Linked DNA regions of Homo sapiens: region 1 is linked to region 2. A link is a loop called in an ENCODE intact Hi-C map of the cell type or tissue named here. Cell type or tissue: Calu3. All regions are shown on one strand. Each heading gives the region's core, and the rest is flanking DNA. Links, peaks and the distances in the headings are about the cores only. Region 1 overlaps LRIG1 (leucine rich repeats and immunoglobulin like domains 1). Region 2 overlaps LOC105377144 (a long non-coding RNA gene).

Region 1 (16,171 bases), core at 4,696-12,695, 330 kb after region 2:
TGAATACTCCACAAAGAAAGTGGTGCTTTCCTTCATTTTTACCTCCTTTTCCCCTCTGGCCCAAAGAAAACTGTGGAGGCTGGTACAGATCCACTTTCGATCTTTGATTTAGAATTTTAAGAACTTAGGTAAAAATTTAAAGAAAAAAAACCAGGAAAATAAATTACAGGCATGTTTTCCCAAAGGGTCCTTTCTCAGGGCCACTGCAGGCAGCATCTTTCTCAGGCAGTCCTTCAGTGAATACTTGCCATAAGTGAAGTTGTAAATGATGCTGAGAAACTGCCTTTAAGGACTGGATGGGCCACCTGTCACATTCTATAGTCATGGCCACAGGAAGGGCAGCTACTCACTGCACTGCCTGTTCTTTCTGGGCCAGCTTGCCATCCCTTTTACCAGGGAGATCTTTCGTGTATCCCTTTCAAGATAGAAACTCAGCCAATTAACATGTACAGCCTAGTGGCTTCCTTTTTCTTTTTTGAGGCAGAGTCTCACTCTGTCGCCCAGGTTGGCGTGCAGTGGTGTGATCTCAGCTGACTGCAACCTCTGCCTTCCTGGCTCAAGTGATTCTCTTGCCTCAGCCTCCCAAAGAGCTGGGATTACAGGCGCCTGCCACCAAGCCAGGCTAATTTTTTTTTTTTTGTTTTTTTTTAGTAGAGACAGGGTTTTACCATGTTGGCCAGGCTGGTTTTGAACTCATGACTGACCTCAAGTGATCCATCCACCTCAGCGTCCCAAAGTGCTAGGATTACAGATGTGAGCCACCACGCCCGGCTGTGGCTTTTTCTAATTTTGAAGTCTGACTCTGTTTTTGGCCAAATTCATATTAAATTTACCCATCTACCTAGGTTTGCATTGGTTACCTCTTAGTTACACTGTTTTTGAAAATCTTGAAAATTATGACAGTAATTGGACTCCTTAAAATACTTTTCATGGAGAATCTAGAAGCTTTTATTTTCTTTGTTCTGGATGTCCACTTTTCTTCGACGTGGAATTTGTTAGTGCCTTCAGTGGAAATTCTTGGGCTTTTCTTTTCCTTCCACTCATTCTTTATCGTGTAAATTTTCATAAAACGAAACTTCCGGATTTAAAATTTATTTTTATTTTTATTATTGTTTTCCGGAACAAATTCTTGGAATTTGGAGTTTTGTTTGGGGATACAACTAAAATGCAATGAAGTTGGAGGAACAGTTAGTGGTCTGGAACTTCTTGACAGAAGTTTAACAACAATTAGGGACTACTTTAGGAATAGAGTGTCCAAAAAACTAGACTTTACAAAAAAAATTCTCCCTTTAAGAACCAAAGATGACCTTTTTCCATTGTGCTTTCTGAGCTCAAAACAGGCCAAATGATGTTCCCACCCTTCTTCGAGCCTCGTGTGTCAGTGTCACACACTCTCCCTGTTACTCACTTGGTCTCGTTCTGGTGAATTTATTGTTGACATCTCGTCCTTTCCCGGAGGAATCTCTGAGTCTATCTGATTAGGTAACTCTTCACACATCCCTGTATGTGTGTATGTGTGTGTGTGTGTTTCTCTCCACTTAGACTTGAAAGCAGCAGGGATCATTCAATTTCATGTACCTAGGAGTCCCTTGATAATTATTTGTTTATTGCCTTACCACTTTGTCTTGGAGCTTGGTACATTCTTTCAGGGCAGAACGGATCCCCCAGTTTCATTGTTTCTCTAAGGGGTTCTGAGGTTTACCCCTGAAGTGTAATTTTTCCTGATTGGCCTGTGTGGAGGACTTCATAGGAGTGTTTTTAGAATTTAAATATCAGGAGTAAAAGGCCATTTTCTTTGTGCTGAGGGTCTGTTTTCCCCTCTGGAGCCAGCGGCTAAATGCAGAGGCTTTCTTCAATTGCTGTTGCTTCTTGCAGTGTGGCCCCTCAATGAGAAGTCATAGCTTGTGGTTTGTCTGATTTTATATGTCAGAACTTTTAGAGAGAATATTTGACCTAAAACAAAAATTATGGATAGTCCTCTCTTCCTTTCCCATTTCTCCTTATTTTCTACTTTCTGCTTGAGAACCACTTCAAAGAATCAGATGTGTTGGTGCCAGACGCCGTGGAGTTATTGTTAGAAGAATTTGGAAATATAATTGAAAGCAAACTTTGTTGAGCAAAGCAGATCTAGGCAAGTTTTTACTTTGAGGGCGAAGGGAATTCCAAGTTTTTCCTCTATTTGGAGCTGATGTCTCAGAACACTTGTTCTGTGAGATGAATCATCTGTGAATTCTACATCTGGGAGTTATATATTGGGAAATGGCATTCTTTTTAAATGTAGAAGAAACACAAAAGCGTAAAGTTACAGTGTAGTTGGAAAATTCTAGTCAGAGTTTAAAATACTAGCATTGAGGTGAAATTGGCAGAGTGATTGGACGTGAGTCTGTGATACCTAAAATAGACATGTCCATACATGGAAAACAATACGATAGCCACACTTACTTATTGTGACCCTTTTCGTTTGTTTTGAGACATTTTTAAAAAGTCATAAACATCAGCTATTCAGAATCATTAGTTGAGTCGATTGTGACTTGAGAATCAGAATTTAAGCGTTTGTCTTGAGCTCTTTAAGTTCAGGTGCCTTGCTAACCAGTGAAAAGCCCAGAGCAGTGCAGTATTTCAGGGTCTTCAGGGGAAGATAATGTTGTGTCCTTGTCTTCTCAGAGTCCTGCATTCCAGGCATCTGGTTATGAGGGGCCATGGTTGTGGGGATGCAGCAGCTGTGCGGTTCATGACGCACGGTGGTTAAGAGGCAGCTCTGGGGCCTGGCTGCCTGGGTGACCTTGGCAATTTACTCCACTTCAGTTTCCTTTTCTGTAAAATGGGGATAATTGTAGTGCCGACTTCCTTAAGCTTGTTATAAGGAAAAAAATGAAATATTTAACACAGGGCCTAACACACAAGCAGAAGCTTGAGGAAGGGTAGCTATAATGTTATTATTATAACTGTCGCAATAATAGTGTACCTTTCTGCAGCAGGATATATCTGTGTTAACTGATCATCACCATCTTAACTCTATGAAAAATATTGTCTCTGTTGTATACATGAGGCCCAGAGTAGTTGAATGACTTGTTTAGAGTCTAGCACTTGCCAGTTAGAATTCAGACCTGCGTGTACATGTTTAGAAGAAAATACGGTAAGACTAGCACTGCCTTCTTTCTGGCCTCCCTTTGACGTCTCTGAATTCCTGGAGGCCGATTGGTCTTTGGTGGCTTGAAGCACCTAGTGTAGTTCTGGCTGTACAGCTGGTGCTCTATACATGGTGTCTTGAATGTGATCTTGAAGAGCGTGTTTCTTTGTTGGTAGGCGTGTGTGTCAGATCCATTTTTGGTTTGCCTGTTTGGTAAAGGGGGTGGTAACATGCACATATGTTTTGCCATCTGTTGTTTATTGTTTCTGTTAGGTTGTGGTTTGTGTTCCTGTTCCATGTTCCTTTGGTTTCTGGAGCAACTGCGAATATTATATGCTTGGGGATCAAAAAAAGTAAACTATTTATAAACAGTAAAGTATCCTTGGGTTTGGAAAGTGTTTTTCTCAAATGCGTGTATATTTGTTGGCTTTATGATCATCTCACTGATGAATCGTTAGATAATTTGCAGACTGAGACACATCTAAAAGATGGGCGAGTCATGGTCCAGCCTTGTGTAACCAGCTCACAGACAGCCTTGGTGATAAGGCCCTGGTGTTAACGCTGACCCGAGTGGTGTATTTTTAACTCAAGAACATATAAACAGTTTAGCCTGCTGATGGAGTTTATGCACCGCCTGAAATCTTTGGCATGCCTTGGATTTGTGGCTCTGTAAGATGTACGTAGTCCTGGGAGAGTGCTGTGGCCGCCAGTGACCCACTGCCCCCACCCTTCATTCAAAAGAAAAGGAATGTAGCAGCAAGATGGAAGGAGAAAGGTGGAATTTATCAATAATTTTGTATGATAATTTTTCCTTTTTTTTTTTTTTTTGAGAGGGTCTTAATCTGTCACCCAGGTTGGAGTACAGTGGTGTGATCTTGACTCACTGCAACCTTTGCCTCACAGGTTCAAGCAATTTTCCCACCTCAGCCTCCTGAGCAGCTGAGGCTACAGGTGTGCACCACCATGCCTGGCTAATTTTTGTATTTTTTGGGGGTAGAGACAGGGTTTCATCATGTTGCCTAGGCTGGTCTCGAACACCTGGGCTCAAGCAATCGCTGGCCTCGGCCTCCCAAAATGCTGGGATTACAGGTGTGAGCCACCATGCCTAGCCTGTAGTATAAATTTTATCTTAAATTTTTTTTGTCATTACTATTTCACTTTGTTATGCAGACTTTAGAGGGAGGAGAGAGCTTTTTACTCACATCTGTTTGCAACCCCTTGCCCCCAGCTGTAGGGGTCTTTGCAGAGTTGCAAATTGGAGCACATGAATCCCATTGTTTAAAGCTGTTACTGTCCACCTGCCCCTCATCGCGCTTCTTACCTGGCCCCACCTGTCCCAGCCACCACGTGGGGCTTTTTAAAAAGACTTTTTAAATACCACCATGTCCCATGTCCCTCACCCACCATTTCCTCTGTCTGGAGAATGGGTCTTCCCTCTTCGCCTTGCAGATTTCTGTTCATCTGTCTTAAACGTTTCTCCCCATAGAAACCATGGCTGACGTTCCCTTTAAGTTAGATTCCCATCGTGAGGATTCTGCAGTGCTATGTATAGAAGTTTTGTGTGAATGTTTGATTCGTTTCTGACTACCCCATTAGTCTGTAAGCTCCCTGAATGCAGTGACTGGCTTTGTTTCCAATCCACCATTGTATTCCCAGAATCTAGTGTGAAGCCTGTGACACATTAAATGCTCGTGACAGATACCAGTGTAGATAGAGATAGTGGCATTCATTCTGTAGAGTCCTGTATGTCCTGTGGAAATACCTCTGCCAGATAGAATAATTCAGACCTCCCAGGCTTCATCTGTGTATTTCCTGAATATACCTTGCTTGTTTAGTAGCTTCCTATACCCCTCACCACCCTCCACCAAAGTCTCTTAAGTGTTGAGAAACTTAGAAGAATGGAAAGAAAGAAGAAACAAATAGAACCGAAGTTGAAAAGATGACAGGCTGTTTACCTGCCACATTTAGAATTGGCGGTCTTTTTGGTCTCTCTGAATTTTGGAAAAGTCCCATATGCAAGAATTGTCACTGAAGTGGCTTTGTAGTTAAAGCAGTGCATGTGAACTGTCCCCACATGAGGTCCTCGGGCGCCTCGTCCCTGCTGGATTGCTGGTGGCTGTCCTTGGCAGGTGGGCCAGGCTCAGGCGCTCTCCTCTGTGTTGCGTTTGGCGAGGGAGCCCGCGGTGCCCTTCCCAGCTGTTGACATGGTCTCTCATCTGCTCTTTTGCTGGAGCCGCGTTTTGGAGCCTGCTTTTCCAGAGTTGACACTGCAGGGGAGGGTGGCTTCTTCCATAGACCGAGGCTGTCTAGACACCCTTCCCCTTGTGGTTATTCTGCTCAGTTTATGCTGAGCCCTCGCCAGGCAGCTGGTTTCGGTTGCTTGAGCTCTTACTTTGCTCAGGCCTCTGCTTTGACAAAAAGGATGACCAGGCCAAGGTAGCTTTTCTCCCTCTTTGCTGCTGGCAGAGAGAAAGACTGCTTTCCTTGACCAGAGGGAGCTGTGAGAACACTAAGGACAGGTTACCCTGCCCTCTGTGGACCCAGCCCAAGTAACTATGTAAATTGATAGAAGCTTCTATGGCAGGAGACTTCAGGCAGATACATTTCTAAATCTGGGCCTTTTTAGCTTGGACTTCAGATGTGAGACATTGGCCCCCACCCCCATCCTCAGACACGCAGGATCTCCATCCATGGCAGAGAGAGCACTGCGAACCCAGCTGGCAGAGCTCCTCTCTGGGCAGTCTCCCAGGCATGCTAGCAAGGGGCAATGGGAAGCTGTGTTCTCCCTGATGAGCTCAGCCTCACATGTTTCTTTTAATGGCTATCGAGATCTTGGACTGTGATGCTGTAGGGAAGCCTTTTGTCCCCAGTGAGCTGGAATAGTCTAGGCAGATTACTGTCTTGGTGGCCTTACGGGGGGTGCTGGAGGGGGTGCTATTGATCTGTTAGCCTAGTTACTATGTCTTTATTACTTTTGATTTTCTGGTGACAAATGTTAGGCATTTATTGAATAAAGAAGAAAGTACAAAAGAAAAAACAACTGATTTCATTGTTCGGTGATAAATATTATCACTGGATAGTGTATAAATTTCCAGTAATGTGTGAGGCTGAATACCTATTTCAGTTATGTTTTAAAGACTCAATATCTTGAATATTTTCCCTGACTTTAAGCAGTTTTTAAAATGTGCTTTAATATTTATTGTATAATAAATTATTACACAACTTACATAAAACTTGTAAAGTTTCTCTGATATTGGGCATTTAGGCTTTTTCCTAAGCTTTGATAGACATCCTTATGCATAAATGTTTAGCCATTTATTTCCTTAGGATGAGTTACCCAATTCAGATAGCGCTGGATATGCAGATTCTTAATATTTTCGGTACCACTGCCTCTGAGAAAGAGGCTGCCAACTTACATGTGAACTTGTGCTTGTCCCACACCCTCACAAACATTAAATGCTGTTTATTTCTGTAATCATGTACCAGTTTAATGGATGGAAATTGCCTCAGATTATTTTAATCTGCATTTCTTTGGATGTTGAGGCTGAAGACTTTACACAGGATACTCCCAGATATTTCCTTTTTCAGTTTCCTTCCTTTGTTGATGCTCAGCCCAGTACATCATCTGCTGTCCTCCACTGTGGTCTTTGGGCTTGAGCACAGTACATCTCTTTGGTACTAGGGAAGCTGTGTTTCTGAGAGAGCACAGGTGTAATTGCATAGAAAACTGTGCTCTCAACAGGCATGTCACATGTTTTGACTCTGAACCAGGACATCTTTGGGTTCTTCTTAAACAGATGTGGACGCGTGTTGCGGAGGGGACTGTTGCAGTGGCTCTGTTGATCCTGTACTGCTGCAGCCTTCTGCAGAGCCAGCCTGCCTGTGCCCAGGCTGCCCGGTCTGTGGCCAGGGTGCCTGGTACCTACAGCTGGTAGGAATCAGCGCAGATTAGCGTGGCTGAGAACCTTTCAGGAACAGCTTCCAGCAAATGGAAATTATTTTAAAACAAATTTATGTGGTTTTTCTGTCAAACCTACTTGGAGCATAAACAAGGTTGAATTGTAAGCTGCTTCCCTTCTGCAAGCGAGCCCATGTTTAGAATGTGGCTTTCAGCAAAGTAAACATGGTCTCGAAAGTGAGTTGTCATTGTATGCATGTGCTTTGAAAAGTAAAAGTAGTGCACTGAACGAGCATTCTCATAGATAATTGTGATAGAGTTTTAGACATCCCTTCTCGTTTATTTGTCTTCCTGCCACAAAGATCACTACTTCCTGTAAAGGTTTTAAAGGTAAGGAGTAATTTGGTATTGAAAGGATTAAGGGAAAGAAATGCCAGGTCAGTTTCTGTGGTGAGAAGCATTTTAATTTTGCTCCTTTGCCATGGGGAATATAAAAAACATCTTTTGAAATACTTAATTCTGTGTGCATGCGTGTGTGTATACACGTGTGTGTGTGTGTGTGTGTACATAAACCCTCCGGTCTGTGCATCTTTGAATTCTCTGCCAATTTCGAGGTGGTTCCCCCCACCCTAGGGACAATGTCGGCTTTATTAAATTGGGCACAGCCTCCCTAGAAGGTGAAACAATGCTTTTAATGTTCTGATTATATATTAATGAACAACCAGGCCAAGGGGCACTTGCCAAAAAAGCTACAAAGTGAGAAAGCCACCAATATCAGAGTGAACTTTGCACTCTGAAAGTGTGAATGATGTTGGGTGAAAGAGTTTATGGCGCAAGGGGAGCAACTGGAATCTCTTTGATGTTGTGTAGCATCCTGGCCCCATTAGACTTTGGGCCTTCCCGTTTAACTGCATCTTTGCTGGCGAGGGCAGTGCTGAGGTGTGGTCTGAAATATAGAGGGACCTCAGCCACAGAGGACTGGCATACCTGTGCTGGGCAGGGGGACCGTTGGCCATTTCTATCTGTTTTCAATCAACTTCAACAAATTTTAATCTAACACTGAAACATATAGTTTCACACCCCCACCCTCCCAGCTTTTACTCTGGAGGGACTTTCCAGAAATAGCATGCTATTATTCTCAAATCCGCCTGCCCCAACCACAGAAAAGGGTTAGATCTTAATCTTAATCTAACTGATTTATTTTCTCCCCATTGTGGTGACATTTCCTCCTGCCTTCTGGCTTGGTCTTAATTTTTGAATGGCCACTGGGAGCCCTGCTTTCCACAGCCTTGCTAAATAATTTCTCAAAGGAAGAAAAGAAATGCTCTTTCAAAATGCCAAGAATGTGTTTTCTGTGGGAGGGTAAACTCTAGCTGAGGTTTTCTGCATCTGATGGACTCATGGACAGAGCTTGGGAGCGAGTATAGGACAATCTGGGAAGCACACAGAAGCTGATGTTCTTTCTGGGTGTTCTTTTGGGTGTTCATTTATCTCCTGGCACGTAGAGGGGCAGTTCTTTCTGCATTTCTGTGGTATGGAAGTAGCTAGGTGGCATTTTCAGTCTGGAATTCTGAGAGCCTGCTAAGGTGGGCAACAGGACTTTTTTTTTTTTTAAATAGCTTTTTTGAGATGTGATTCAAATACCACAAAACTCATCCTTTTCAATGATAGGATTCTGGGTTTTTAGTATATTCGTAGATTTGCGTAACTACTAATCTAGAACATTTTCATCACCCCAAAATAAAACCCTGTACCCATTAGCACTCCCTGCCTATCCTTCCTTCCTCCCATCCCCCGGCAACATCTACTTTCTGTCTCTATAGATTTGTCTGTTCTGGACAATTCATATAAATAGAATCATGCAATATATGGCCCTTTCTTTTACTTAGTTACTTAGCACAGTGTTGTCATGATTCGTCCATATTATGGCAGGTATCAGTACTTCATTAATTTTTATGGCTGAAGAATGCTTCCATCATGAGGAGAGACTGTATTTTCTTTATCCACTCATCAGTTGGTGGACACTTTGTTTATTTCCACTTTTTGGCTGTAATGAACAATGCTGCTGTGAACATTTGTGCGTAAGTTTTTGTGGTGAATGTATATTTTCACTTGAGTATATACCTCGGGCATATACCGAGGAGTGGAATTACTGGGTCATATGGCAATTCTATGTTTGACTTTTTGAGGAACTGCTAGACTGTTTCCTGGAGAAGCTGTGTGCACCACGTGGCACATCCACCAGCAGGGTATGAAGGTTCCCATTTCTGCACTACCTCACCAGCACTTGCTATTATCTGTCTTTTTAAATTTTAGCCATCCTAGTGGGTGTGTTGTGGTATCTTGTGTTGTGGTTTTGATTTGCATTTCCATAATGACTAATGACACTGAGCATCTTTTCATATGCTTATTGACCATGTGTATATCTTCTTTGGAGAAATGTCTATTCAGTTTCTTTGCCCGTATTTTAACTGAGTCCTTTGTCTTTTTATTGCTCAGTGGTAAGCAGAGCATGTTTAGAAAGTACAATTTCAAGCAGCTTGGGGTATTCCCCTGGTTGGTAGTGTGCTTTTCTCTATCTTCCTCAGGCGAGAAGAGTTTTTATTTTTAAGACTTTGAAGATCTACAGGTAGAAGTGTAATGCCTCATAACTTGCCCGTCTGTTTGGAATCTCAAGGGAAAAAGAAAATGTGGCAGGAAAGAGCAGTGGTTTTCCTTGCAGTGAATCCAGACTACAGACGCTCTAGGGGAGCTTATTACATAGTGTCCCTAGGAGAATGGGAGAATTTGCTCTCCTGTAACCTAAGGAAATTGGCTGTGCATATGCATTTATGGAAGAGCCTGACCGTTTTCTCTGCATTTCCTCTGTTCCGAGGCAGGTCTGCCTTTGCCGACGGAGCTTTGCAGCTATAAATTAGACAGAAGTGCAGTATTGAGGCTGTCCAAGTGCAGGCAGGGTAATTGCTCTGGACAGGTTTACAATAGGGAGGTGTGAAGTGCTTGGTGGAGACCAGAAGCTGGGGGAAGGGAGGACGTATTGAACTTGGGCGGCTGCAGGGTGATGGGCTGACAGAGCTAATTGAAAACTATGGCCCCGGTGGCTTTTAATGGGAAAGGGAGCCGAGGCCTGCAGTGGTTTCCTTTAGAGCAAGAAACCAGAAGGAAAATGGCTCATTGAGCTACTCAGGGAGTTAGTACTAAATCTCTGCAGGCCTCTGGGGGTAGAGGGTCAGGTTTTCTGAGTTTTGTTTTTAATTTCTTACTCCTTAGTCCCATTCTAGATGAACTGACAGGAGGGTGGTGGTGAGCTTGAGAAAAGGCCTGCGGGGACATACTGGAAAAAAAAGCTGACCCGTACAGTGGAGACCCTTGGAGATCCATGAGTTAGGGAGATGGTCAGCGGGCTGAACTGCCTATAGACAAGTGAGATAATAATGACATGGTAGCCTCTGTTAGTCCTCTAGTCAGAGTTTATGGTGCCAGGGCCTGGGAATCTGCATTGTAAACAGCTGTTGGAGGAAATTGCTTTGGAGTCTTAAATGTGAGGGCAGACTCCCTGAAGGCACAGCCTACCTTATTGACCTGTGTGGTCCTCCTGGCACGCAGCAGGTGCTTAATAAACACCTGTGTGCTTATTTCCAAACCAACTGTGAGTTACCGTTGGGTTTTCTTTCTTGATAGTATCCAGGACACTGCTTTCTCATGTCCCTGAAACTCCTGCCTGCGCACACCTGTCGAGATAACCATGGGTTGGCTGTCCTACACATCTGCCCTTAAGTTAACTGTTATTTTCTGCCCCATTGGGGTTAACTGGTTACCTTTTCAGGACCACCTACATGCACTGAAATTAGTTGTGTATTAAAAGCAAAAACGTAGAACCAAAAACTGGATTTATCTCCATTTATTTCCAATTCCATGGTAGCAACGTGCAGAAAGTCCTTTTCAAAGGCGGCAAATAAACGGTGTGGAGATGGTGGAGGTGATAGGATTTTCCTTGAGATGTGCTGTGGTTAATGTGTAACCTCTTTCATAAGACTTATGTAGATGTTGATGCGGCCTTGAAGCCATTGCAGGCCCACAAACTCAGGCTGTGTGTCGTGTGTTTGTAGCAAGTCCATGGCTTTGCAGCTAACTCATACCCCCAAGGTTTAATTTTTTTTGGTCGAAACAACAACCAACATCTGTTTGGTAATCCTCCTATCCTACAGCAGGCCACTCCTATCCTGTAGTGCATCACTCAAATAGTTGCTGGAGAAGGCTTTATTAGATCACCTCCCCTCCTCTCCCCTCTTCCTCCCCCATAGGTGTGTCTCCAGCACACCTATGCGTGATTTTACATTTCTGGCTCTGATGATAACATCTTTAAAAATGAGAGAATGAACTTAAGTGAGATAAAGGAAGAAAGGTGGAAAGGATAAGGTTTGAGGCGAGAGGGGATTGGGCCCTCCTTTTTGAGGATGACTGAAGTATAAAAACTTATCTTCTCCTTGTAATAAGACATCTTGGTCTGAAGTCCAGACAGTTTGCCTCTTGGATGAGGTTATTCCAGCCCTACCTACTGCTCCATTGTGCCTTGGCATCTTTGGGGATTGTCCATTTGGAGGGGCCAGATTAGAAAAGGAAGAGCATGATTACAGCAATGTTTTACCAGCAAACTAGGATCATCTTGTCCTGTATTTTTGCCTTGCCAGAATTACCTGTTTTGTCTGAGAAGCAACATTAAGCACAGGAGTTTGGATACCGTGGAATCCAGAGGGCAAATGACCCGGGTCGTGGTGTGTCTGGCTCAAGAAATAACATTTTGAAGTGCCACCTGGCCCTAATGGCAACAGCAGCCATCAGTTAAAAAAACCAGCTGTTAAGTAAGAGCAAGAACAGGAGTGTTTGTGCAAACAACCTTTAAATTTTCTGATCCTTGATGAATGTTAGTTGGTTTGTGAATTATTAACTTCAGCGTGTGTGAGGAAATACTGGCTGCTTAAGTATATTTTTATGTAAGAAAAAAATAAAACTGACCACACCCTCAGCTGCTACCATTTTGGGCTCAGTTCTTGCCTGCTCTCACTCAACAGACGTATTTAAAGCAGAGATAGGAATGCCTGCTCCTCACAGACCACATGTGTGTCGTGCGTCACAGTGCATCAGTTGCCATCACAATTTCACTTTGAAGGGAACGGAAGTGTTTTGCAGCCTGCTGGGATGTATAAGTAGGATGATCCCTACCGGGCTGCACAGAGGATCCAGAGTCCTCATGAGGATTTTGGTATAGATACCAGTGTAGTTGGGAAGAATCCTGCGTATGGAATCAGAAAACTAGGTTTAGTGAATTATAGAAAGCTGGCTTGAGAAATCCATTTAATGTCACTCAGCCAGCAACTTTTAAAGAGTGTTTTGAGGCAGGTTCTTTAATGTGACCCTGGAGAGACAGCCATCTTTTTCTAGTGCTTTGATTTACACAGCAGTGTGTCTCGCAGGAAGAGGCCAGCAGATTTGACTGAGGAACTGCAGTGTGGCATCTTGGAAAAAGGGGATTTGAGGACTTTGAGAGATAGGAAGAGACTTGGAGAAATCCATTTGTGAACCTGGTTTCCACAGCTGTTTTTCAGAGGTCTCTTGGACCTCTTAAAGTTGATACTAATGGACTACTTATTTCTTTTGACTTTTACCTGGGAAAGAGAATTGTGATTAGGCCCTTATCTGGGGGAGAGGAGAGGCTAAGGGAGGAAGGGGTGAAGGATTAAGGAGTTGGAGAGAATTGGAACTGGCCAGACAGGGCTATTTGAGCTTCACATACCTTTGGGTATTGGTTGCTGAATTAATCCTGCAGTGTAAGTCACACTTAGACATGCCTAGGTGTGACTCTTGGGGTTCATTTACTTTACTACAGGGTTTAATCTCTGCGCATTTCGAGTGAGGAAAACATGCTTGCCATGGGAAGGAAGAAAGCAGGTGCTCTGTCTCCCTTCCCCACCTCTTCATTGTCCTCAGTTGCAATGCCATTTGATATAGGTAGTTCTGAAATACATTGTACGCTTTATTCCCAGGCTGCAGGGATTATTGCTGACATAGACCATGGGTCCTGCAGCCAGCCCCCTGTGTATGGAAATGGAAGAAAAGAAATCAAGCTGTAAAGAATCTCTGTTTTGGGGCTTTGTAGTGGCGAATTACGTGAATAACTGAATTGAAAAGGTGCCTGGTTTATACCATCGTGAATACCCAGGCCTTAGATAAATATTGACACTAGTAGTGTGACGGGCAGGCCTACCATTTGTCTCATGCCCCTAGGAATAAACGATCTTTTCTCAGGTGCTTGTGACCTTATAAACCATCCTGACGAGTTTGTGCAGGTGCTTTCTGCACTAGTTCTTTGAGAGTGGATGGTTTTCTCCCTGTGCTTATGTGAGCTTAAACCTAACCAAATCTAAAGCCACTTTGGCTTATTGATCCTGGTTCACTTTGCCACAAGTAAACGCAGTTGTCAGCACAGTTTCGCAGAGTCATGTTTGTGTAGCCATGCGGACTAGACCTGGGATTGGAACAGCTTTTATTTACTTTGATAATATTTCAGGACTGAGTGTGGTGGGGAGTAAGGAGAAAGGAAAGCCAGTTTGGGGAGACTTAGCTGGAGTACAGGTTGCATCTGATAGCTGAGTGCCTGCCTTTTCCAGCAAACTGCTCTCACCCCCAACCACCACCTTTTGTTTGGTTCCCTATATCTCAGGGCATAGAACAAAACCCACTTAATTTTGTTAGTGTGCAGTATGCAGACGCAAGTCATTCTCCACCCTTCTACCTCCCTACCAATGATAGCATGTTTATTGGAGGGAAGTCATGTTGGAGTCACTTGATTTAGGACAGGCTAGGCAGAGACTTTGACAAACCTCGATTTGTCAAAGGAGTGATTGGTAGAACCTGGGAGATTGTGTGTTCGTTATATAGCAAGTGTTAGGCTAAGTCCTAGCTGTTTTCATAGGGCAGCTGCCTCAATGTAGCTGATCTTGTGGATGTCTCAATTTGGTATGACCAGTGGGCTTGGATTTTCTGTTTGGATGTGAAGATGCTCTGTGAATTGAATGGCTCTTGTCTCTCTCTAGTGCACAGAGAGGCTGTGGAGTACCTAGAAGTACACATGGTGTTTCTTAGATTTCTGCCTGTAACTGAAACTCCAAAAAGAGTTTACTGATAATTGACTTTTGACAAGGCTCTTAACCACCTTTGCTGGTGATTGGCTTTAAAAGAAAGAACTCATATTCCACAGGTACCAGTATTCATTATTTGGTTAAGATACAGTTTAGCAAGTGGAATTTGCCGCTAGGGTCCACCCTGTAAGACACATCCTTTGTGAGTAAATGACCTGGACCTGCAAATGGGAGTGGGATGGTTGGGGAGGGGACAGGCGTGTGGTGGGGTGATGCACCCAGCCACATTGAATGTAGATGGGGCCGGGTGCTGTGGCTGACACCTGTAATCCCAGCACTTTGGGAGGCCGAGGCGGGCGGATCACCTGAGGTCAGGAGTTCAAGACCAGCCTGGCCAATGTGGTGAAACCCCGTTTCTACTAAAAATACAAGAATTAGCTGGGTGCAGTGGCGGGCGCCTGTAATCCCAGCTATTCAGGAGGCTGAGATAGGAGCATCACTTGAACCAGGGAGGCAGGGTTTGCAGTGAGCTGAGATCACACCATTGCACTCCAGCCTGTGTGGCAAGAGTGAAACTCCATTTCAAAAAAAAAAAAAAAGAACGTAGATGGACCTTGTGGAAGAGGTGAGGCATTGTTTTTAGGGACTTTGGCGAATGATTTAAAAAAAAGAAATAAAAGTGTGTTGTGGCCTAGTCATTTTCACAGCCAGTTTTCCATTTGACATAGTAAAATTTTAGTATGTTCAAGGATGGAGGTCGCATGCAGCATCTGCTATTTTCTGCTTGTAATTTCAGTGAAAAGGAAGTTCCATGTTTTAATAGCAGCATAGTCTGTGTACAATAATGCATGCTGAAATACTTTGTGGTTTTTGAATCTTGACTTCGTGTCTTCTCAGCCATTTCAACAACCAGAACCAGGGAAATCATCACTGCTCCACGCCTCTAAACAGGGAAAATGATGTGGTAGATGGTCTTTTAAATTTAGAGTGTTTCACGACGTCTTAGTACTGCAGAAAGAAAAACTTAGCCTTTTGGCTTTAGCTAAGCATTTCATGACACACGTAAACTTTAAGAAGCCCAGTGGAAAAAGTGAACAGGACGAGATCCCAAGTCGATAAGCTAGCTATTAAAGTCAGTGACTTCACTGTGGGCCAGACGGCTGACCTTTTAAAACTGTGTGTTTTCTTTAAAATACTTAGCTAGAGATAGTCGCGTGCCTCCCTGTAATACAGCGGATGTATTCTTGAAAAGTTGTGGGTAAATTCGCTTTTCTAATTTGGCTGATTTAATACCAGGGATCTGCTGTCTGTATTTGTATGATCTGCATTGTTTTGAGGCAGCTGAGAAAGAGAGGATAAACCTAGAAAATAATATTGGAAGGAACCTTGTACTTAATCCATTTGTAACGCCGAGCATTGTGGCAAATGCAAGTAAGCATGGATTTTTATATGAGCTTTATAGATTTTGGATGCTTGGGCTTTGCACAGGCACCAGGAGACCTCACAGAGATGTTAGTGAGCTGTGGGTGTGATGTCACACAGTTGAAAAATAAAGGACGTGTGTAAGTTCCAGTGGAGGCTGATAGAGGACTCCCGTACTCTGGGGAACTTCTGGCTTCCCAGGAAGGGTTTTTCTTACAAGCAGCTCCAGCCTGGAAAGGTAGTTACACCCACTTATGTCATTTGTCCCTTAAAATTTTTTGTGGATGGGGAATGAAGGAGATGCCAGTAGCACTAAGGTAAGCTGTTGTTTGTGCAGATGTATTTGTTGAAAACAAACCACTTTCATTTTCTTCTTCAAATAGGACATATAGGAAACCTATACATTGCTCTTTTGTAACCCAGAAGGGTATTTGCCTAAAATTGCCCTTCTCAGTCTCTTTAAAAAACAACAAAAACCCCTAATCACTACACGTCCAGAAGTGAGTCACCACTGAGTTTGCTTTTTTTTTAATCTTCTGACATACATTTCTGTAACATGAGGTTTTTGTACTAATATTTTCA
Region 2 (16,171 bases), core at 4,426-12,425:
GAATGTAGATGCTGGGCCTGCTGGCTGCTGAATAGCCTCCCATTAAAGAGCACAGAAGCTTTTGCATTGGTATCGAAAGCTTGGGCATGTGGGCACTGAGCCCAGCCGGGGCCTGAGGTATCTTCCTGCAAGGGCATCTGAGACCAGGCTAAGCCACCAAAGCTGGATCCCAGGCTTCCTAGGAGGAGACCTCCTTCTGCTCTTGCAAAGGAAACCTTTGGCACAGATGTTATTTAGTTTTTCTAACTCCGTTGACTACAACAATGTAAAAACAGACGTATTTGAAACACACATTTGGAGAAAAAAAATATGGAGTTTATTCTGTTTTTATTTATCTTTACAAGATGTGTTAATTTAATACAGGGAAAGGGAAAACAAATGGTCTATAATCTTACTGCCCAATAATTTCTCTTGGCATCACTTTTGGAACTTTTTTCCCAGCTTAACACGTGCAGAAATATGTACAAATCAAAAGCATAGAGCTTGATGAATTTTCACACACTAAACACACCTTTGTTGCTGGTACAAGCTCCCAGATCAAGAGAAAACATCATCAACCCTCCTCCAAGTCTCCTTGGTGGAGACTTCTTCTAGGCATGACCCACATCCAAGGGCAATCTTGAGCTGAACTTCTCGCAGCATAGATTAGTTTTGCCTTGGCATTTTTTCCTTAATTGACACAAATAATACAGTTCTGTGTAATCAGAGGAACTTAGAAATACAGAAATACAAACTTGAAAGCAAAGCCCTCCCTTTCTTCTTACCTCCTTGTCCCTCAATGCAACTTCCATTAATAGACTTTTTGTTTCTGTTTTATTTTTGCCTTTTTTCAGGGAAATGTGTATGCTGTTTGCTAACATTATTATGTTTTCTTCTTTTTCTCCTCCTGCCCTCCTCTTCCCTCTCCTTCCCCTTCCTCCTCCTCCTCCTTCTTGTTCTTTTACTTTACACACAGCACATCATATATATGTATTGTCCTATTAGTTGCTTACCTTATTTGTACCATTTTTTCCTCATCAAAGGCTATTTGTACAGATCGTATACTAGTCTGATAATAATACTTCAGTAGGGAGTTTGGGAGACAAGGAGGAGGGACATTTCATGTTTTATAACCAAAATAAATTATGTTCTTGAATAGTAGAAAGAAGAAAATTTTTTAAAGATACCTTTTTGTCTCCTTCTGTAAAAAGGCAAACAGTGGCTCACACCTGTAATCTCAGTACTTCAGGAGGCTGAGGTGGGAGGATTGCTTGAGGCCAGGGTTTGAGACCAGCCTGGACAATGCAGCAAGACCTCATCTCTACAAAAAAAATTTAAAAATTAGCTAGGCGTGGTGGTGCACACCTGTAGCCCCAGCTACTTGGGAAGCTGAAGTGAGAGGATGGCTTGAGGCTGCAATGTGCTACTATCACCCTACTGCTCTCCAGCCTGGGCAACAGAGCAAGATCCTGTTTCAAAAAAAAAAAAAGTAAACTAAGTTCCCTGTGGCAATTCCTTTCTCTTCTCCAGATTTCTGGGTTCCTCTATAACAGACATGAGAAAAGAAAGCCCCCTCAAACCATGCAATGGACCCTCTGTGCTCAGACCCCAGGAAACTCAGCCCCATCAGGGGTAATCCTGCAACAACTCTAGAAAAGCCCATTCCTGAACTATGGTGTTAGTTGGTCTAATATTTCATTATTATTTAATATTTTCTTTGCTATCAGGATGAAAAATGAAAGCCTTTCTTTCCAAAACAAAATACCTAGAGATCACCTAAGTTTCCTTCAGTGAGCTGGTTTAACTCTGTTTTTCTTTGGCAGAGGAAATTGCCGTCCTAGAGAGGCATTTTTCAGTATTGCAGACTTAAAGCCTGCAACTTAATTTTAATTAAAATATATTTTTTTCCAGTAGGTGGCACTAGTGTGTTTAGCTAGAGTTAATATGTGCCCATTGAGGGGAATTGTGCAGTTCAAAGTAGCAGCACTTAGCACTTATCAACACGTTCCCCCTACACTCCTAGAGGCTGTCTTGACTTCTCAGCACTTCGAATGAGATTGCAAGATACCCAGACAAGCATTTCAGAAACTGGCCCTTGACTTGTGGCTAATGAAAAATAGATTACAGAAAGGGGAGAATGGATCGCCACTGAAGAATATTCCCTTTGCCCTTTAGTTCATTTAAGGAAATATAATATCTGAAATTTAAAGTCCGGAATTGACATTTTCCTTGTACATACAACTAAACACCGATGAAACAGTAAAAGACTAGCAGGCCTAAAAGTCAGCTACTTAACACGAACATCCAAAGACAGCCATGCACTTTGCTTCTGTTTCAGATTTTCCATTTGTGAGAAAAACGTAATAGTGTCTTTCCCCAAAGAATCATTGTATTTGATGATGTCTCAAGAGAAGACATCAAGAATGCACTCCATTCAAGGTCAATTTATATAATGCTGTCCAAAAGACTTTAGCCTTCACCACCTTTCAGCAATATTGTAAAGGGAAAATTAGAGCTACTCTGTGCATCACAGAGTCTGGGAGAATATAAGACGATACGCTGTGTGGGTGCTTGAATTGTGTTGAGTACGATCCCAGTTTCTTCCCTTTTCTGACTGTATCACCATGGAAGAGTCATCTAAACTCTTTGCTTATTATCCATCTGAAAAATGGAATTCAATATAATAACTTCTATTATTATTATTATTATTATTATTTTGAGATGGAGTCTTGCTCTGTCACCCAGGCTAGAGTTCAGTGGCATGATGTCGGCTCACTGCAGCCTCTGCCTCCTGGGTCCAAGCAGTTCTCCTGCCTCAGCCTCCTATGTAGCTGGGATTACAGGCACCTGCCACCGTGCCCGGCTAATTTTTGTATTTTTAGTAGAGACAGGGTTACACCGTCTTGGCCAGAGTGGTCTCAAACTCCTGACCTCATGGTCCACTCGCCTCGGCCTCCCAAAATGCTGGGATTACAGGCATGAGCCACCGCGCCCAGCCTCCTTTTGTTATTAAGAGTAAAACAAAAAGCCAGGTCTTTACAAAGCGTCAGGCTTGAGTTGTGGATACGGTGTTGTTTTTTCATAGATATAATATTGTGAAATATATATCTGGTCTTCGCCCAGTTTTCTGTCCTGTAGCTCCTAAAATCCTTGGACTCTCCAGAGTGATGAGCGTCTTTTGTATGCTAATGAGATGACTGGCAGCCTGGGGCTTGCTGGGTAGCTTCAGGATGGGGGCTGGTCATCAGGAAGAACAAGCCACCCTTAGAGGGTCAGCCCCACCCCCCAATCTCCAGGGAGAGAAAAGGGCTGAAGGTTAAATTGTCCAGTGGTTTAATCAATCCTGACTATGTAATGAAGTCTCCTTAAAAACCCAAAAGGACAGGGTTCAGAGAGCTTCTGGATAGCTAATACCTGGGAATTCCTAAAAAGTGGCTCGCCGTGGGAGGGGATGAAAACTCCATGCCCCTTCCGGTATGCCTTGACCTATGCGTCTCTTCATCTATATCCTTTGTGAAATCTGTTATAATAAACCAATACATCTAAGTGTTTTCCTGAGTTCTGTAAGCTGCTCTAGCAAATTAATGGAATCCATAGATAGGGTAATGGGAACACTGACTGATAGCCAATTGGTCAGAGGTTATCACAGGTAAAAACAACTTGGGGTTTGCCATTGGCACGGAAGTTGGGGGCAGTCTTGTGGACTGAGCCCTCAACCAATGGGATCTGATGCTGTCTCCAGGTAGATAGTGTCAGAATTGAATTGAATTGGAGAACATCCCACTGGTGTCTACAAGAGATTTCCCACAGAGTCCACTGGAGAACTAATTGGTTCTGGTGGGGAGAACACATTTTGGTGACCAGAGATGAAGTCTTGTGTGTTGGCTATGTGAGAGTAGAGAAAATACTTTGGTGGGATTGTTTTTCTCCAATATCTCTTTAAAATACTGGTTTTTTATATTTGATGTATTTCATAATCAAACATTAAATCATTAATTTTTTTTTCTTTTTTTTTTGAGACAGAGTCTCGCTCTGTCGCCCAGGCTGGAGTTCAGTGGCATGATCTCGGCTCACTGCAAACTCCGCCACCCGGGTTCACACCATTCTTCTGCCTCAGCCTCCTGAGTAGCTGGGACTACAGGTGCCCACCACCTCGCCTGGCTAATTTTTTGTATTTTTAGTAGAGACGGGGTTTCACTGTGTTAGCCAGGATGGTCTCGATCTCCTGACCTCATGATCCGCCTGCCTCGGCCTCCCAAAGTGCTGGGATTACAGGCGTGAGCCACCACGCCGGGCCAATTTTTTTTTTTTTTTTGAGATGAAGTTTCTCTCTTGTCCCCCAGGCTGGAGTGGAATGGCGTGATCTTGGCTTACTGCAACCTCCACCTCCCAGGTTCAACCTCCCAGGTTCTCCTGCCTCAGTCTCACAAGTAGCTGGGATTACAAGCATGCACCACCATGCCCAGCTAATTTTTATATTTTTAGTAGAGATGAGGTTTCATCATGTTGGCCAGGCTGGTCTCGAACTTTTGACTTCAAGTGATCCACCCGCCTTAGCCTCCCAAAGTTCTGGGATGACAGGCATGAGCCACCGCACCTGGCCAATCATTAATTTTTAATAAGCATCACGGGAAGACAATATAGAAATCACTGAAAAGACCCTATATGAATTCAAAGTAACTTTATGAAACTTTTATTCATAAAAGTGACACCTGATAATTATAAGAAATTTGGGAAATGATGAAGTGGAAGATGGGGTGGGGGGAATCACTCACCATAGGAGAGATATACACAGTTACCATAACCTTGAATACTTTTGGGAATTGTGAGTAGCATTTTTCAGAACAGTGCTTGTGAGGGTGTAGCAAATACAGAAAAATAAGGCTGCTTTAGATTGCTGAAGCCCAGGACAAGCCCTGCACCTTATCGATTCACTTAAATCGTTGAGAATGTTGCATGAGGCAGAAGATTCAAGTAGATGGCTTCTAAGATCTTCTCCAAAACTAAAATTTTGTCATGTTATACTTCCATTCAACAAGTATGTATTGGGCACCTACTACATGGAAGACACTGTGCTGGTAATAGCCTATATACCAGTGAGCAAGTGGCAGGAAGAGAGGCATTAAATAATGCATCAGATAATTCATAATTGGTTATAATGTAGTCAGTGAGGTTATTGTGAGATTGTTGTGATAGACAAGGTGTCCTATCTGGTAGAGGGAACAAGGCAGCTGAGCTTTGAACACTACAGGAGAATCAACTAGATAAATGGAGGAAGGTGAAATGAAGGAGAGAAATGGTCTGTGCAAAGGCCCTGTGGCAGGAAAGCGATCCATATTCTCTGAGAACAGACCACAGAGATTAGAGTGATGATGGGTACAGGGTATGTCACAGATGACACTAGAGAGTTATCAGGAGCTCTTTGGATTGTAAGTGGACTCCTTAGACTAACACTTTGGCTTTTATTCAAAATAAAGTGAGAGTCCATTGAGGAGTTTTAAGTAGGGAGTGCCTGCTGTTCAGATCGGGCTTCCCTGATGAGTCTGAATTAGATGGTGACAGAGTGACTATATGTGGAGACCGAGAGTCTGCTGAAATAATTCAGACAAGAAGTCACAGTGGCAGAAGTGGATGTGGAGAATGGTATTTAAAATAACATCACTAGGACTGGGTGCAATTGAATATATGTAGAGGGGGATGGCTGTAGAAAGGATGACTTCCAGGCCAAACGTATTAAATCTGGTTGTTCATGTGTAAAGTTTCAGGAATGTGACTTTGTAAAGTCAAGAAACACATATTAAGCCCTTGTTATAATTCAGGCCCTATTTTAGGCACAGAAAATACTACAGTGAACAAAGCAAATTCCCATAGCACCTATGAAACCACATTATGACAAAACTTAGACCAGATGTCAGTGAACTACAGTCAGGGCCAAACTTGGCCTGCTGCCTGTTTTTGTAAGTAAAGTTTTATTGGAACACAGCCATGCCCATTCATTCACATATTGTTTATGACTACTTTCTCCTGGAAATGTCAGAGTTAAGAAGTTGCAGTGGAGACTGCATGACCCACAAAGACGAAAGCATTTACTGTCTGGACCTTTACAGACAGTTTGTGAACCTTTAACTTAGATAATCTACATGTTAATCTTATCTTTCACTCTGATTTCCTGCTAACTTGGGAAAACTGGGTAACCTCTCTGACTCAATTTTCCTAGATGTAAAATAGAGCTAGTAATAGCTATGTTATTTGTCCATGTGAACAAATTGAGAAAATATCAGTGAGGGCTTTGGAATATAAAAAACTAACATGCTAGGCTGGGTGCGATGGCTCACACCTGTAATTCTGGCACTTTGGGAGGCCGAGGTGGGTGGATCACGAGGTCAGAAGATCGAGACCATCCCGGCTAACACGGTGAAACCCTGTCTCTACTAAAAATACAAAAAATTAGCCGGGCGTGGTGGCAGGCACCTGCAGTCCCAGCTACTCGGGAGGCTAAGGCAGGAGAATGGTGTGAACCCGGGAAGCAGAGCTTGCAGTGAGCCGAGATCTCGCCACTGTACTCCAGCCTGGGCCACACAGCGAGACTCCGCCTCAAAAAAAAAAAAAGTAACATGCTAATAGATGGTGTCAAGGTATATTATGAGAGTATGCTATTTTGATTTTAATCTTCCTTTTTTCTAGCATTTGAGGCCCTCAACCTACTTTTCCAACCTGATACTGCTCCACCTTCTAAAAGTATTTTCTACAGCAGCCAAGCTGAAAACTGTCTCAAGTGTAGGCCCTCATTTATACTGTTCCCTTTTCTCTCGCCTCCCCTTCCTTAAGTTTACTAAAATCCTGCCCTACCATGGTCTTTCATAAGTGTCACCTTCTTAATGAAGACTTTCCAAATGGACTCACCCAGATGCCTCTCCTTTGTTCATATACACTTCGTACTAAGTCTGTCTGTCCCTTTCTTAACTGCCTATCCCCATTCTGTTATGGCATTGTACTATTTGTCTTGTTCTGACTTATGAGATAGGAGAGAAGATGAGCATCGAAACTTGCTCTTATCTATAGTCCTATAGTGCTTAGCGCAATGTCTTGTCCTAGCAGAAGCTTTGAGTTGCAAGTAGGGACTTGAAAACACAATCCAAACCACAAAGATAAGTCATTGACTGAAATCAAATATATACCTAATCATGATTTGGAGTTTTAAATTGCAATCCTAGGACTGGTTCCTCCATAGGAAGGCTATGCAGAAATAGAGGCTTCCCAGCAACCTAAAGACAAATAACAACAGTGTCTTCAAAAGATTCTTCATGTGAATACAGAGATGACAACCTGATGATCTACAAGTTTATTTCGGCCTCCAGAGCTCTTCTTTTTCTCTAGAACTGTATAGACCCATGAAGGGATATATATATATATATATATATATATATATATATATATATATATATATATATATATTTTTTTTTTTTTTTTTTTTAAGTTACCAGCATTTTAAAATGGGAAGATTTCGTACAAAAATCTAGATTTCTGACTTCTTTTAGAAGAAGCCTGGGTTCCCACGTGGCAACTATCTATAGTAGCATAGTAGTGACTGCTCTCTGTATATGAAGTATATGATCTCCAACTTGCCACAGTCCCCACCAATCCCTGTTGTATGTCTGATGTTGTAGCTCCAACACAGTAGCTATTTATCTTTGTGCTTGCTCTGTTTATGTCAGTCTGTTTTCAAAAATAGAATTGAAAGAAAAATTTTTACCCATATTTTTAATAAAAATATAAAACTAAAAATAGTCTGAGAAGCAGCTGGTAACATATAATTAAGCTTGTGGATTCAAAAGTCAGACTATCTGGACCCAAATCTGGTAGCCTCTTCTAGTTGAGTTGCCAGATAAAATATAGAAAACACAGTTAAATATGAATTTCAGATAAATAATGAATAATTTTTAGTATAATTGTATCTCATGTATTTTTATTTGCCAAATCTGAGAACCCTACTTCTACTTACTATGTGACATCAGGCAAATGAGTTAGCCTCTCTGTGTCTCAGTTTCCTCATAAGTAAACTGGGGATAATAAAGGAACATTGTGAGTATAAAATAAATATTAACTACTATCATTGTTAATTTATTTAAGAAATAATAGCAGACAGAATATTCTCTTGGGACAGTGAAGAACATGTCTTTATATTTGATAAAGTGTGTCTTATCCTAAAATATACAACTGAAGATGTTGCATTTGAGTAGCAGCTGCTCTAGACAAATCTTGAAAATCTCAGTGGCCTCATGCTGAAGATTTATTTCTACTTTATGTAATGTGGACTATAGGTCAAAGGCCAGATAGCTCTCTCTTATATGGAAGATGTGGCCTCCAAAGTCACTACAGCAGAGGAAGGAGATGGAGAAGGCAGGCCCCCTGTTAGCAACCTTGACCTGAAAGTGATACGAGAAGCTTCCCCTAACAGCCCATTGGCCAGAACTAGTCACATGGTCCTAAGCTAACTGCAACGGAGACTGGGAAATACAGGGGAGCATATAGATTGGTGAACAGTAACCACTTATCTGCCTGGCTGCTATAGACAACTCGACTTTTAACTCCAGTGTATGCAACGGATTCAAAATCAGAAGACCCTCCTTGTTCTGCTCTTTCTCAAGCAAGAGAAATATAGCCAAAGGATTTTTCTTTCCCTGGGAGGTTCGTTTACTCCCCAACCACTGGAGAAACAAAGAGATTTCTTTTTTTCTTCCTGTCAGGAGCAGGAAGTTGTTCTAAGTTCAGTTGATTATATTGTTGACTTAGAAACTTTGAAACAGAATCCAAAGTCAAACAAGAGAAAAGGGAAGCGGGAAATTAAAGTTTTCTGATTAAGGGCCCACGGATATCACAAGCAGTAAGGTCTTTCCAATTTGTAGCACATATGCCAGATCTCATTTTTCATTTTGGATTTGGAGCTTCCTAAACCCTGATTCTTCCAGCATTTGCAGAGTAATTCTCAGAAGATAGACAAAAGCCTGCACAGGTCCAATCACTGGGGTGAATCCAGGTGTTTGCCTGGAATGGAATTTCACCAAAAGGAATTCAGTCTGCAGCTTTGCTTTCAGGAGAATGACACATGGATCAATACAGCAGCCAGCACCAGGCTCACTGGCTGGTCCCGGGTTGAAGGCCAATGCCATCTGCCAGGCTGCCAAGGTTAATGAAGCTGTGTTGTTCTAATCTCATCTTAAATGAGGTTTTTGAGCTGTGAACAGGGAAGGAGAGCGGGTGAGCCTATCATGAGTGATGAGGCTTTGTCAGTTATACCCCATGTGTACGATTCATAAATCAGGTAATATTTCCTGATCTGAAAATCTGTATTTGCAGCTTTGGTAATGATTTTTAGATAAGTTTTGAGGAGTTGCAAGTAGGGACTTGAAGAAAACCGCCAACTGATAAGCCATCTGTGTGTGCTAGGAAGAAGTTCATTTAATCTTTCTACTCTGAAAGAAAAGGAAGGTACTGTTGGCAGATCCATACAATATGTGTGATGGCCAGCGTGGCAGAGACTCAAAGTTGGGAGGAAAATCGTTTACCCAACATTATCATTCTGCCTGAATCATCATCTAAAATTTCATAAGCATTAATTCTGGTGCCATAATAGTCTTTAAAAAGAAAACTTTCCCAAAATGATAGACTTGTTCTGTATTTACTAACATCACTGTGAGGCATTTGCTAGAAGTTTGGTAAAGTCAAGGAGACTTAGTGGCACTTAAATTCTTTTGAGAGCTATATTGATCCCTTTCACCTATCCTTGGCTTTGCCTCTGTCCAAAATCCAGAAACCTCTTACAGTTCCAGGTTCATAAGACATGCTAAAAACTTTCTCCTTAGGGGAAGTAATAATTTTTAATATGAAGGCTATTAAAATGCCAACAAGGAGTTTTTCATAATATGCTAAATTGTTTTACCTCTACCTAAGCAATCTTTACTTAACTGAAATGTTGATTTTTTTTTATGTCATGGTTTCTTTCATGAAGAGTCTGTGCATTTCACCTACTTGAATGTAATCCTTCCCAGACCAGCTACCTTGTGCACAGAATTGGAAGAGCTATAAAGTCACATTTTTATCCAGACCCTTTTACTTGACGTTAATATGGCAGTTGACACTGAGATTATTCTACTCTAGTTGAATTTCTAAAGAACTCTATCTGCTCTTCAGCAGACCCATTAATCAGTTTGATTCCCAAGTCTGACCTCTCCAATACATGGCGTTATGTTTTCTCAGCACTTCCTCCTCCTTGGTATTGCACCGGATTCTTTTGAATCTCATCCTGTCTGTTCTCTTTTTTTTTTTTTTTTTTTTTTTTGGAGACAGAGTCTCACTCTGTCACCCAGGCTGGAGTGCAGTGGTGCGATCTCAGGTCACTGCAACCTCTGCCTCCCGGGTTTGAGCAATTCTTCTGCCTCAGCCTCCCGAGTAGCTGGGACTACAGGTGCGTGCCACCACATCCAGCTATTTTTTTTTTTTTTGTATTTTTAGTAGAGATGGGGTTTCACTGTGTTAGCCAGGATGGTCTCGATCTCCTGACCTTGTGATCTGCCTGCCTCGGCCTCCCCAAGTGCTGGGATTATAGGCATGAGCCACCGCGACCAGCTCTGTTTGTTTTTAATACTGACATCAATTTTTTTGGATTTGGTCAGAAATTTGCATCCCTAGATTAACCTCGAATATAATATTGTCAAAGTGGCAAATAGGAATTAGTTTTGTTTTTAGTGTTTAAAAAGTCCTGGATCCCCACCAAAAGCTTTACCCAGGAACTGCTGTAGTTAAAATAGAATCCACTCATCTTTCAAGAGTTGTTAATTGGGGGCTTACCATGGGTAGGATTTACTCAGATGTTAGACTGATTTAGAGACAAATGTAGTGTGTCCACCCCTGTTGTAGAAGCTCAAGAGAATAAAATTATCTATAGAAGATCATTTTTATTTCAGACTCACTTTACCAGTCATGATTTTGAGTATAAATATAAGTGTCCCAAGGTCTCCAAGGTGACAGGAAAGGGTGGAGGAAAGGAGGGAAAAGAGAAGATGGTCGTAAGGCAAAGAGGCTGGTTAAGCATTATTTCAGTCTCCTCAGTCCTCTGGAATTCTTCTCATGCAATTTCACAGATAATAGAAACATCAGCTTAAAGAAGTCTGGCAACATTTCCCTGGTCACACAGCTACAGTGTCCGAGCCACTTGGTGAACTGCAAAGCCTATGCTCTTACATCTCATCTCATCTTTTTTTTTTTTTTTTTTTTTTTTTTTTTTGAGACCAAGTCTAACTCTGTTGCCCAGGCTGGAGTGCAGTGGCCTGATCTTGGCTCACTGCAACCCCCGCCTCCTGGGTTCAAGTGATTCTCTTGCCTCAGCCTCCTGAGTAGCCTGGATTACAGGTGTGCGCCACCATGCCCCGCTAATTTTTGTATTTTCAGTAGAGACGAGGTGTCACCATATTGCCCAGGCTGGTCTTGAACTCCTGGGCTCAAGTGATCTGCCCGCCTTGGCCTCCCAAAGTGCTGGGATTACAGGCGTGAGCCACTGTGCCCAGCCTCTTCCATCTCATCTACCAAACTGCCCCACAGATGGGGAGTGGAGTGTGGAGGATGATGGGTGAAAAACCAGAACAAGTGGCTCTGACCAGTTGAAAGGCCTCTTATTCTTACTCTTACAGAATCTGAAAAGTTAAGTAAAGTCAAAGAAAGAGTAGTGAAATGATTTTAACTTTTGACTATTGTTAACAACCAAATTAGAAGGCATTGGTACAATCTGTTAGATTTCTAGATGTGCTTATCTTTACCAGTCATTCTACATCTTGGTGTCTCCCTGAGAGAGATACTTGCACATTGGTAGAAAGAAGCATGCACACTAATAGTGAAATTGTACCTAATGTGCACAAATTAGAAACAACAGAAATATTCATTAATGGAATAATTAAATAAATTTTGATAAATCTGTAGTATTGAATACTATGGAGATAAGGTAGGTCCATATATGTTGAACTGAAAAAGGATTTTCAAGATATATTAAGTGGAAAAAAATCAAGTAGCAGAATACATATAGAATGATCATACTTACGTAAAAAATTAATTTAAAAGTCTACATTTCAGAAAAGGGAGTGAAGAGTTAAGAGGGAAATAATGCTTTCAAATTTGGGAGGGAGAGAGCACAGGTGGTTTCACGTAGAGAAAATATTTCAATTGGGCCTTGGAGGATGGTGAAATGTAGATATGGTCAGGATTTACCCTAGGCTACCTCGCTAATAAGGGGTGGAGTCAACATATGAACTCAGTTCTGTCTGAATCCAGAGTTGGTGCTTTTAACTAAGATTCTTCTCACAACACAATTGTAAACTGAATATAAGAGGTAGCTATAACTCACATATGTAGGTACACGATATGCACGTGGATTTTTTAGGTATGGTAGGTACTCTCCTAGAAATCCTGTGGAATACCCAGATGAATTAGAGCACCTGGCCTTAATAGCTTCAAGTCTAGTAGAGCAAAGAAGATGCGTTTACAAATCTTTTTAATATATGAAAGAAAGTTAGCCAGGCTCTAAAGCAAAATCATAGGGAAATTCAAAAAATGATTGGTAAACCTAGAGAAAAGAAACATACTCCCAGCTGAGGGGCTGGAAGATGTACCAAGTATAATGTATTCAGCTACAAGAAATAAATGAAGTAATAGTGATTTAAACCATAAGGTTTAGTTTCTTAGCAAGAAATCAAATGGTACAATTGTGTACCACATTCATCTCAACAATGTCACTGAGGACATAAGTTCTGTGATGGTTAATTTTATGTGTCACCTTGGGTAGGCCACGGGATGCCCAGATATATGATTAAATGTTATTTTGGGGCATGTCTTTGAGAAATAAGCATTTGTATTGGACTGAGTAAAGCAGGTGGCCCTCCCCAGTGTGAATGGGTGTCACCAATCTGCTGAGGGCCTGACTAGAATAAAAAGGCAGACAAAGGCTAGATTTGCCCCTTCTGTTAAGTGGAAAAAAAATCAAATAGCAGAATACATATAGAATGATCATACTTATGTAAAAAATTAATCTAACTAATTGACTACTTGAGCTGGGACAAGAATCATCTCCTGCCCTTGGTGTGCTGGTTCTCAGCCTTCAGATTCAGACTGGAATCTACACCATCAGCTACCTGCTCCTCATGACTTTGAACTACATACACTACTGGCTTTCCTAGGTCTCCACCTTACAGATGGCAGATCTTGGGACTTCTCAGCCACCATAATCATGTGAGCCAATGCCTTTTAATAAATATCTCTCAGGTCAGGGGCAGTGGCTTACACCTGTAATCCCAGCACTTTGGGAGGCAGAGGAGGAGGATTGCTTGAGGCCAAGAGTTTGAGGCCAGCCTGGGCAACATAGCGACACCCCATCTCTACAAAAATTAAAATTAAAATAAATTAGCTAGGCATGGTGGCACACACCTGTAGTCCTAGCTACTTGGGAGGCTGAGATGGGAGGATCGCTTGAGTCCAGGAGTTTGAGGCTGATGGGAGCTATGCTCAAGTTACTGCACTTCAGCCTGGGTGACAGAGTGAGACCCCATCTCTGAAAAAAATATAGATAGATAGATAGATAGATAGATAGATAGATAGATAATCTCCTGATGGTTCTGTTTCTCTGAAGCACTGTGACTAATACAGATTACCCCTGTCCTTTCCAGTCATCCTTCATCTTGTCATAGTCCAACATGGCAGCCACAGCTTCCGGTGTCTCAACCACATTCAAGGGCAGGAAGCAGAAGGTAGCCAGGGAAGCAAAAAAGGTTGGGGAGCTTAATGAAGGACACTCTGCAAGTCTGAAAATAACTTTTTCTCAGATGCCTCCTCCAGAAGTTTCCTTTTATATTTCTTTGGCCAGAACTAGGTCATAAGTCCTGGCTCTCCCCTGTATACTTCCTGACGGGACACTGACAGTGAGAGCAGGATTCTGGCTTTCCTACCCTCTGTAAGAAAACACCAGCTAGGAAGAAAGAGCTTCTTGGTACTGGGAAGCATCCAAGAGTGTCTGCCACCGCAGCTTATGGGGAGGAAGCCATAGCTGGGTTGGGTCTTAAACAGTAATGAAAAGGACATTTATTAGATTGTCTCCCCAGTGTAAGTAGGAGCTGCCCAAGCCATATAGTCTTTTCCCATTCTCTGGGGATACATTGTAATAGGTTTTAATAGATCCTGCCAAATTACCCTTTTCTTTTGTTTGTTCCCCTCTAGGGGCATTTCTCACTTTCTTCCTTCTATTGAAGCTAATTGTGTAAGCATCTAATTCCTGCTCTGCTGTCGGTTTGACATTGTTAATTCTCTGCGCTCAGTTTCCTGTGTTAGTCAAGATCCCACTTATTGTATTAGAGTTTAACACCAAGTATTATTAAACATGTCTTAGAAAACTGAAAAGGCAAAAAAGGAGCCCAGAGTATCCCACAGGAAGTAATCGCAGGAAGCTGCTACCACCCCAGCTGTTGGAGGGACAAAGAGGTCAGGATTGTTAAAACGTAACAGAAAACCTTAAAAGAGAGAGATGGGGGTAGAAACGGGAAGAGAAGGTAAAAGACTTGGGAGAGGGACCCCACAATGCTGGATCTTAGGCTTTTGAGGAGGGGATACCTGCTGGTGTTGGCATCTCTGAGAGAGTTTGATGCACCTGGTTCTGATAGTGGGAAAAACTGCAACTTGGAACGAGCTACTACTCCTGGAACCAAGGACTTGCCAGCTTTAAACCCCTGATGCTAGAGAGATCCCGACAGTAATAGCAAGCCAGACCAAGAAGAACAAGTCCCTTTTCTCTCCATCCTGCAAGCTCCCTCTAGTGCCCCTTACTGGTGACCTAACAAAGAGCAGCTGGCAAAACAGAAATTAGGTTTGTAGAGTATCAGCTCCAGCATCACATGATGGCAGAGGATGGTAGATTTGGAGCTAAGAGCTCCAAACAGCACAGCCTTTGTTATTATTATCACATCCTTATTAAGTAGAAGTAATAATAGAAGCTACCTAATAGTGTTACTCTGAGGGTTAGATGATGTAAACCATGAGAAGTAAACAGCAGAGTACCTAGAGCCTAATAAGCCCTCAGGAGGTATTAGCAGATGTTTTGGTTTTGTTGTTTTCTTTTGTTTTTTGCTATACTGTATTCTTTTATTTCATGTGTGCAAATTTAAGTCAATCAGTAGTGCTACAACTACAGACATATAGCTATACTGACAATTTTTAATATTTAGTTCACTTTTAATAGTAAACAACATCTCAGTATAATGTTCAGAATTTTTTTTTCTTTTTTTTTTTTTTTTGAGATTGAGTCTCGCTCTGTCACCCAAGCTGGAGTGCAGTGGCGCGATCTCAGCTCAATGCAAGCTCTGCCTCCTGGGTTCACACCATTCTCCTGCCTCAGCCTCCTGAGTAGCTGGGAATACAGGTGCCCGCCACCACGCCCAGCTAATTTTTGGTATTTTTTTTTTTTTAGTAGACACGGGGTTTCACCATGTTAGCCAGGATGGTCTCGATCTCCTGACCTCGTGATCCGCCCGCCTTGGCCTCCCAAAGTGCTGGGATTACAGGCATGAGACACCGCGCCCGGCCCAATGTTCAGAAATTTATCTAACTGTTAGACGTTAGCTAACATGGATCTTTTTCTGAAACAGCGCTGCCAGGTTTAAAAAAATTAATAGACATTGTGTAGAACAGATTTGAATTAACATAAAAATTGAAGAGGTAGTGCTAAAAGTTCTCGTATTACTTTTACACTATTTTTTTTTAAACTGCATCCTTTCGAAAATTTCAACTTTTATTTTAGATTCAGGGGTACATATACAGGTTTGTTACCTAGGTATAATATTGCATGATGCTAAGGTTTGGGTCACTCAGATAGTGAACATAGTACCCAGTAGACAAGTTTTTCAGTCCTTGTCTCCCTCCCTCTCTCCTGTCAATAGACACCTGTAGTCCCCACTATCAATTGTTCCCATCTGTATGTCCCTGTGTACCCAATGTTTAGCTTCCACTTATGAGAACATGCTATATTTGGTTTTCTGTTTCTGCATTAATATCTTAGGATAATGGCCTCCAGCTTGCATCCACGTTGCTGCAAATGACATGGTTTCATCCTTTTTTATGGCTATGAGGTATTCCATGGTGTATTTTTATGGCTATGAGGTAT

Evidence for each region. Hi-C counts contacts between places; a loop is a spot of excess contacts. Peaks named below come from ENCODE experiments on the same cell type or tissue, not always from the same donor. Only the 100,000 strongest peaks of a DNase experiment are listed, where the experiment ranks them.
Region 1: it touches region 2 in a loop (2.9-fold over the local background); 6 of 110 quality-filtered maps call a loop at or near these places.

The regions. Positions count from the first base shown.
Region 1 is chr3:66,472,943-66,489,113 of GRCh38, reverse strand. The region is part of intron 1 of LRIG1 (leucine rich repeats and immunoglobulin like domains 1); the gene reads left to right. Among named protein-coding and RNA genes, the nearest start is that of LRIG1, 20 kb to the left of the region's middle. In Calu3, for the core only: no CTCF peak of the experiment used is centred there; a DNase peak (open chromatin) is centred at 7,753.
Region 2 is chr3:66,802,064-66,818,234 of GRCh38, reverse strand. The region is part of intron 2 of LOC105377144 (a long non-coding RNA gene); the gene reads left to right. Among named protein-coding and RNA genes, the nearest start is that of KBTBD8, 190 kb to the left of the region's middle. In Calu3, for the core only: no CTCF peak of the experiment used is centred there; a DNase peak (open chromatin) is centred at 8,454.